2 separate regions of the Homo sapiens genome follow, and region 1 is linked to region 2. A link is an interaction called in ENCODE POLR2A ChIA-PET data of the cell type or tissue named here. Cell type or tissue: PC-9. All regions are shown on one strand.

Region 1 (4,000 bases), 380 kb before region 2:
TACATCCACACACATACATGTGTGCATATATGTATGGGTAAAAATCTGACTATGTCTTCTAGGGTTAAAAATATACAATTAAAATACACAACAATGTACAAATGGCAGTGGGTTTGGGACAAATGAAATTAAAATTTTAAATTTGTCCAAGAAGTAGTACAAAATACTAATTTACTTTAGGCTTTAACAAGTCAAGAATGCACTCAATATAGGGTATGCACTATAAGATTTGTAAAACGATGTATAACTAACTAGCTAAGAGTGAAGAAAAATGAGATAGTGAAAATACTTGATCCAAAAGAGGTAAGAAAAAGAAACATAAAACAGACAGGACAACTGGAAATTAAACAGTAAGATTATAAACTCAAATATATCAGTAATTACATTGAATGTAAATAGACTAATTACAGGATGAAGATTGTTAGACTAGATAAAAACAAAACTCAACTATGTTTCTTAGAGACATATTTTTATATGTGATAATTCAAAAAGATTGAAAGTAAAAGGAGAAAAAGTAACTTTTACTGTGTATTTACTATGCAAATATTAATCGGAGGCACAATGTATAGAGGCAAGAATCATTACCAGAGATAAAAATAATCATTTCATGATGATAAAGTGTCAACATACTAGGAATCTATAACAAATCCAAATTTATAGGCACCTAATAACATAGCTTCATAATATAGAAAGCAAAAATTGTTAGACTCAAAAGGAGAAATAGACTTATTTATAATCACGGTAGGAAATTTTCTTTTCAAGTTAATAGAGTTTTCCCAACTTTTTCTCCCATATATTTTTTTCTTAAATATCTGGGTCCTGATACCTTTTATTTGAAGTTAGCACTAGCAGATGACAAAATAAATAAAAACAAGTATCACTGGAAAATAATAGCAGGGCAGGCATTTTCTTAGAGCTTGCTTTACCTGTGGTCTTATGTGCTCATGGAGATTTCTGTAGTATATATAAGTAGAGATTACTCACTAAGAGAGATCTTCCTGGTTCATATGATACAGATCAAGTATACTGCTACATCCAAGTGTTACATAGTAAGTGCCCTGCTTCCTGGGTGTCTAACTACCTGAACAAATTTCAGGAACAGGTAAGAACTTTAAAGAATGCCAAACGTCCATTTTGGTGCTCTTCCAGAACCATGTTCTTCTTACTGCCTAATATTTTATATCAGTCAGCAAATTGAGGCTCACACACAGAACACACATGGGCTGATGGGTATTGGCTGTGAGATGCCCAAAAGTGGAAAGACAGACTATCAGAATCGGGACCCTTGAGAGTCAGTAGCAAGAATCAAAAGTGTGTCCCTAGTCTTAAGTGTGCTGGGCTCCCAATGTTCCCGCCTGCCTCTTCAAGGCAGCCTGTTCATCCATGCAGTGATGATATAGAATCATGGGAAAGTTATAGAAGACCATGGAGGTTGCTGTCTTTGTGTGTGTGTAGGAGGAGGGTACTGATCTACGTGACTTATTTAGCATTGAGAGCAAACTTGCCTGAAGCATCTGGATCTTTCTTAATTCACTTATTTTTAAAGAGTTTTGCTTCCTTTTTATTGTTTTTACACATATATGTTCAGTGTAGAATAATCAGAAAAAAGACAAGAAGGAAAAAATTCACTCATAACCCTACCCCACAAATCACTTAATTTTTATGCATTTTTCATAAAATATATATAATATATATCATAAAGATATTTTCAGTCTTTTTCTCATTTTCCAAAACAGGATCTAACTATACATGTTATTTGATAGCTAACTTAGAAAAATAACTTTTCAATTGTGTCAAGAACACCTTTGAAATCAATAAATATACAGATTTATATTTTTTTAGTTTTTACTTCCATTTAATGCTTATTTTTTCTGATTCTATAACAATATGGAAAATGAAAAGTAGAATTCAGAAAATTAACACCTCTAGAGATAACTACTTCCATTTTTGGTATTTTGATATTTTTGATATTTGGTGTTTCCATCTTGATACTTTTTCCAGTCCTTTTTCTATGTATGTCTATAATTGTTACTCCCCCCACCCCCCACAAAATTAGGCTCATATAATGTATGGCAGCATTATCTTTAATGGCAGGATGGTATTTCACTTTATCAAGGTACCATTTTTAATTTATATCATTCCTTACCTTTAGTCATTTACTGTTTCTAATTTTTTTTGTCATTAGAAATGATGCTGTATCTGTTTGTTGTGTTACCTGTCTTGTGCTTATCCATTTTTTTGAAAAAAACAGTAGATGTAGGGCTATTGCTTAGTCAAAGGGGGTGCCCATGTTTATTGCTTTCAATACATATTGCTCTAGAAAAACCATGCCAGCTTACTTCCCCATTAGCACAGGGTCTCTGGACTCCCTCCTCTTACCAACATGGGATATGATCCTCCTTATGAACCTTGGCAAAGCCAGTAGATGGAAAATGGTTCTTGATCTTTAAATCTGTATTACTCTAATCTCTAGCAAGACTGAATATGACTGAATATTTCTCAGACTTTCATTGTTCATTGTTCATTTGTGTTTCTTCTTTGGTCAGTTTCCAGGTCATTCTAGATTAATTCTGTGGGATCAAAATAGGGACACGTCTGACTTCTTTAGAAGACTCTTAGATAAAGAGCTAGATTGAGTGGGTCCAAAGGCTCTTTCTAGTTTGTTTCTGTAGTCAGATCCAAAAGGGTTTGTTTTAAATTGTTGGACATTATATCTAGTCTTAGAATATCTAAACTAAAAGAGCTTATAAATATTATTTTTCCAACTCCTAGTTTTACAGGAGGAAAAAAGACCCAGAAAGGACAAGGGACATACTTGAAGTCACATGGCATACCTTTCTGCTTCTGCCTCTTCCTGTCTCATTATTAAAATGTGATGTCTGGAATGGTTCATTCTGTCTGGAATCCTACTCATCTCTTGGGTTAAAGACGGAAAGGTTGGGTATGAGACTGAGATTCCCAAACGGTCAGTGTCACTGATGAGACAGATGAGGAGAAAGCCCAGGATGAATGTAAATACCCTTGAGAAGGAAAAGAAAGGTCATGACTCTGAAACTTCCCCGTGATTCTAAATAGATGTAGGAGATGTTGTCAAGTTTCAGCATATTCAGGATCTGCTTTAACGAACAGATTAATATTCTTTATGCATAATTTATGATTTTAATAACAATGGGTACTACAAAAAATAAAGTATGTTTCAAAAAAATCATTTCTTAATAATCTCTTCATATTGCAATTTTGTCTAGTCCATTAGTTATCTTAGAAAATCCCATCAGAGACCATTTCAGAGGGTAGGTTTGCTGCAGTAACAACCTCCCAAATCTCAGTGACTCCAACAATCAAGGTTTCTTTCTTGCTCACTCTCCATGTCTGCTGGGAACTGACTGTGGGCTCTGCTCCTCATAGGCATTCATGGACCTGGACCGATGACAGAGCTGTCTCAGCAGGGAGAGGGGATATAGCAAATCATCCACTGATTTTATTTATGGCAGGGGTTGGTCAATTATGGCCTCGAGACCAAATCTGACCTTTCACATTTTTTTGTGCATTCTATAAGGGTTTTTTTTAAACATTCAAAAATGGTTAAAAAAACAAAAGATTTTGTGACACAAAAATCATATGAAATTCAAATTTTGGTGTCCATTAGTAAAGTTTTATGGGAATACACCACACCCATTTGATACTATTATATATGGCTGCTTTGGTGGTGCCACAACGGCAGAGTTGGATAGTTGGTGACAGTGGCCATATGACCACAAAGCCTTAATGTATGTCTGGCTTTTTATAAAAAAAGTTATCTGCCTCTTGTTTTAAACCACCTACCAGGCACTAATATGTGATGCTCATACTCACATTTTGTTGGTCAAAACAAGTTTAATGGTCTTGCCTAACTGCAAAAGAGATGGAGAAATGTATGTAGGGAGGAAAGCTGGAAATATCTGGTGAATGGCCATATGGACTTGCCCATGGGCAGAGCGAAGGTAAATTCCTACCTAGTATC
Region 2 (4,000 bases):
AATATCTGCTAATTGAATATTTAATTTACTCAACTCTAAGGTAGATTTTTGAGAGCAAAACAATTTTTAAAAAAACATTATTTTATATTGACACTTGAAGTTCTAAATAAGTGGGTTTTTTTTAACCTGGAATTAAAAAAATCTAATCCTCGTCATATTTAATTGTCCTAAATACTGAGTGACTCTTGGTATGCTATTAATTCCACATGCAGACTCTTCATGGGTGGTGGCTGATGGGGGCTTCCCTCTCCACTGCTTTGGAGGAAGGGCTGCCCTGCACGGACCCCAGGGTGGTGGAAAGGGAAAGCACTCTCGGGGACTGTCGGTGGGTTTGCTTTGCTCTTTGTTTTTAGCCTCAGAATAAACATATGTGCCCTTTGCTTCAGCCTCTCAGGCCCAAGGAAATGGGGAAAAACAGTGGAATCTCTGCAGTTTCTGGAAGACTGCTGGCTGAAAGCTTCCCGAGAGCCTTCAGCCCCACACATGCCCTCCTGCTTCCAGAGGCAGGTGGGGTCTGTTGGAGGTGGGGGCAGTGACACCATACCTCTAAGGCAGAGGTCTGAGCCATCCATCAGCACCAGCCTGACTTTCAGAGGCCATGGGAGCTGGGGTGTCTAATGTCCGCTGCGCCTCTCCTCCGTCCCCGTCTACAACAGGTGTGTGTGCACCCTACCCCCTGCTGCTCCAGAGCTCCTGGAGGATGTGATGGGGCCTTCACAGGAGGCTGTCCAAGCCAACGCTTGAAACAATCTAAAAGGTTGCAGGTTTTACAGCACTCAATCCTTCCCTCCTCCTCTCCCACCTTGTGTTTGGTGATAATACTCCCACAGACAACAGTGATGCCAGTGCTTGTGTCTGTGAGGCCCTGGTAACTGGAAAACAGTTGCCCATCATCTGGGGGCATTCCCATGAGGCCAGGCCATCCCCAGTCCACAGATGGGACCCAGGCCCAGAGAGGACATGTGGCTTGCCAGATGCAGAAGGACGGGGATTCCAACCCCAGGGCACCTCTCTGGCATTCCCATTAAGGAAGCCTATTCTCTCCTCATGAAATACATGGGATGAGATGCTGCCTTGGCCAATGCCAGACCTAACTTCAATTTGGGATGAAGACAGAGAACGGGGAGGAAGGAGGCTCACTACCCAAGGAGGTGAGCTGATGGCATCCCTGTTTCTTCCTGGGCATACACAGCTGGGATTGTAAAACCCAAGGCAGATATTTCAAGGCTGCCATTACCATTTTCTGAAGGACAAAATCATTCTTTTTTATTAATACATAAATAACTTTTTTCTTGAGCAGGCCCAAAGAAATGAAACACAGATGGTGATAATGTTGAAAATGTTTACCTATTTCCTCTCTGAGGACATCAGATTAGCCTTTTCTGTGGGCGGAATGTGTAATCTGCTGGAAGACAATATCATCCTTTTGATCTTAAAATACATTTTTCATATCTTTGCCGCAAAAGCTGATTATTATCATGACATTTTTAAACAATGACTGTTCACTGCGCAGAATGGGAAAGGAAAGTTCAGCTGAACGTATAGATAGATAGATGCTTGTCGGAGGCCAGGCTATGGGAATGAATTTTCCTGTGTTTCTTCTGCCTGGTGACATTTGACATTAACCCCTTCCTCCCGGACTCGGTCTTGTGCACTAATTGGAATCTGATGCTCAGCTGTAGGAATTGGCTGCTCCTCATTTACATGCAGAGACCATTGATTAATGGCCTCATCCACTCCTTCCAAGGTCACTGTGTTCCCTTTTCTTCTGGAAGTTAAAGAATGCTTGATTAAATGGCAGAAGCAGATTGAATGGGGAAATGTATGGGGAAGGGCTTTGTTACACCAAGTGGGGCAATGCAGACTTGAGATGCTGACGACTCCTTTGTAGGTGGAGCCCATCAGTGCAAATGACACAGGCAGCTGAGAAGCGTTTGATTGGCCCCGCTGCCTTGGCTGGCTAACATGAAACTGACAATTCTAAGAGGCTCCTCTTCACAGCTCACTCGCATCCCTTCAGGGCTTCACAGCATTTCAAAGGAAAGGCATTGGATAAAGGAGAAAGCAGCAGAAGTGGAAAGGACACAGATTTCAAACATTCTGTTTCACATTGGCTACAGAGTTTTGTTTGTGCGGGGAAAGGGGTGAGTCTATGCATACCAGGTACCACCCACCTGTGTGCTCCAGAAGGCCCGTGATATCCTGCCCAGTTGCTGAAATCTATAAAATGTCAGGCCAGGTAGCAGCAGGGTGAAAGGCTGGAAGCAGCCAGCAAAGGAAAGGTTAACGTGCGCATGCTGTTTGCAGTTCCATGGCATGTGGCATCTTGCACAACCAGGCCATTTTGCAACCGAGTTAAAATTCCCCTGCAGCCACAGGGAGGGAATAGATAAATCATGAATGAATTGAAATTATATTTCCTTCTCTTAGCTTTCTTTTTTTCTTCTTCTTTTTTTTTTTCTTTCTCTATCTCCCCACTCCAGGAAAAATGTTACAGAAAATTATAGGTTGTAAATTCCACCCAGTGCATTTAGCTCCATCCTTGCTGAGGGTCAGAGGAATGGAATCTCACCAGTCATATTTCATGAGGTCTTTCAGCAAGTTCCTGTACTGTGTAGAGATCTGAAGGGCAAAAATTCAAAAAGTCAGCAGGGCACAAATGGACCAGAGGTAGGAAGCAGACAGGTTTCCTGGGGCATCCTCTGGGTGCAGCCAGGCTGTGTGTGCTCCCAGCTCTTCTCAACTCAGAACCATTCATGTCACAGATAGTTGGGGGCTCGTTCCTATGCTGGGGCAAAACCATAGTGAAGAAAATTGCATGCTTATGTGGTGTGTTACTTGTGCTTCAGGGTTTTTTGTTTTGTTTTGTTTTGTTTTGTTTTGTTTTTTTAAGTACAACTTTGTATGATGTGCCTTGACCATTGACAAGTCTTCAGAAAAAAAGGAAAGAAAGAAAGCTTCATACTATTGGGTCCTAACCCAAAGTGCCAGTGACCACCAAGGGCTGTTGGCCTCAGCAGGGAAAGCCTGTGTCTGGGTCTTGAAGGCAGTGTAGGCAGCAGGCAGAGAATCAGCTGGTTTTCCCCCTCCCTAAGCTGGACTAATGCGTAAGCTACACTGAAGAAAGGGGAGGGTGACCATCCCCCAAAAGCAGGGCTCACTAGCCAAGTGTGTAACCCAGAGCACATCAAAGCTAAAGCAAAAAGTAGAAGCCAAAGCTATCACAAGGCCTAAGTTGGCGTCCAGTCCGAGCATGGCCCACTTGTTGTCTCAGGACGGCCAGCTTCACAGCCAGTGGGCTTCATCTCCACCCACCAGGAGGTTTGGGCTAGGGTGTGTGTATGTGCATGTGTGAGTCAGTGAATGATGTGCTGCAGAAATCAGAGATACAGAAGGACCCTGAGGAGCTCCTCCAAGAGTCCCTGGGGTCCTAATATAACCAGGACATTATGCCCAAAAGACTGATCCACATGGCTGAGGCTCTTTACAGGAAATACCTGCATTGCTAACTTACTATCCCCAGAACGCCCTCCCCTGCCTTACACGTAGCAAGTAGAACTTGCTGATGACAAGACACTACGAGAGCTGGGAACCTAGAAGTATTCGGCGACTGTCAGACCTCCAGGAGCCTCCCTGTGGGTTCAGAGGGAGCATGCACATGAACTTCTGGGTGCTAGCCCAGGCTGGAGGCATTCCCTTCCTGGCAAGGGAGCAGGAGGCCAGCACAGGTTTGCAGAAGTCCATGTCCTCAGGCTGTGGTGGAGTGTGGGCACCAGGCCAGGAGTCTTGTTCATAATTCCATGTCACCAACCCTTTGCCTTTTGACCATTCACTTCTCTTCTAAGACCTTAAGTATCATTTTGCTCTTGAAGCCTCCTTGAATATGGTCTTGAGCTGACATAAAACTTCCCTTGGGATTTTCCTTCTTTTCTCTCCATCTAGACATTTCTCTTTTGCAGGCCTCTTTCAAAGACCCTCTCTTGTCAGCTTCAGCTGGCTA

What was found. Peaks named below come from ENCODE experiments on the same cell type or tissue, not always from the same donor. Only the 100,000 strongest peaks of a DNase experiment are listed, where the experiment ranks them.
Region 1: POLR2A ChIA-PET joins it to region 2 with 14 read pairs; 1 of 35 experiments calls an interaction of 5 or more read pairs at or near these places.

Annotation. Positions count from the first base shown.
Region 1 is chr5:133,832,557-133,836,556 of GRCh38, reverse strand. It overlaps a transcript of FSTL4 not described here. Among named protein-coding and RNA genes, the nearest start is that of WSPAR, 79 kb to the left of the region's middle. In PC-9, no CTCF peak of the experiment used is centred here; no DNase peak of the experiment used is centred here; H3K27ac peaks cover 351 bases.
Region 2 is chr5:133,455,576-133,459,575 of GRCh38, reverse strand. All of the region lies in intron 3 of FSTL4 (follistatin like 4), which reads left to right. Among named protein-coding and RNA genes, the nearest start is that of MIR1289-2, 30 kb to the right of the region's middle. RefSeq lists an enhancer at 955-2,154. In PC-9, no CTCF peak of the experiment used is centred here; DNase peaks (open chromatin) are centred at 1,475, 2,495 and 3,705; H3K27ac peaks cover 3,861 bases.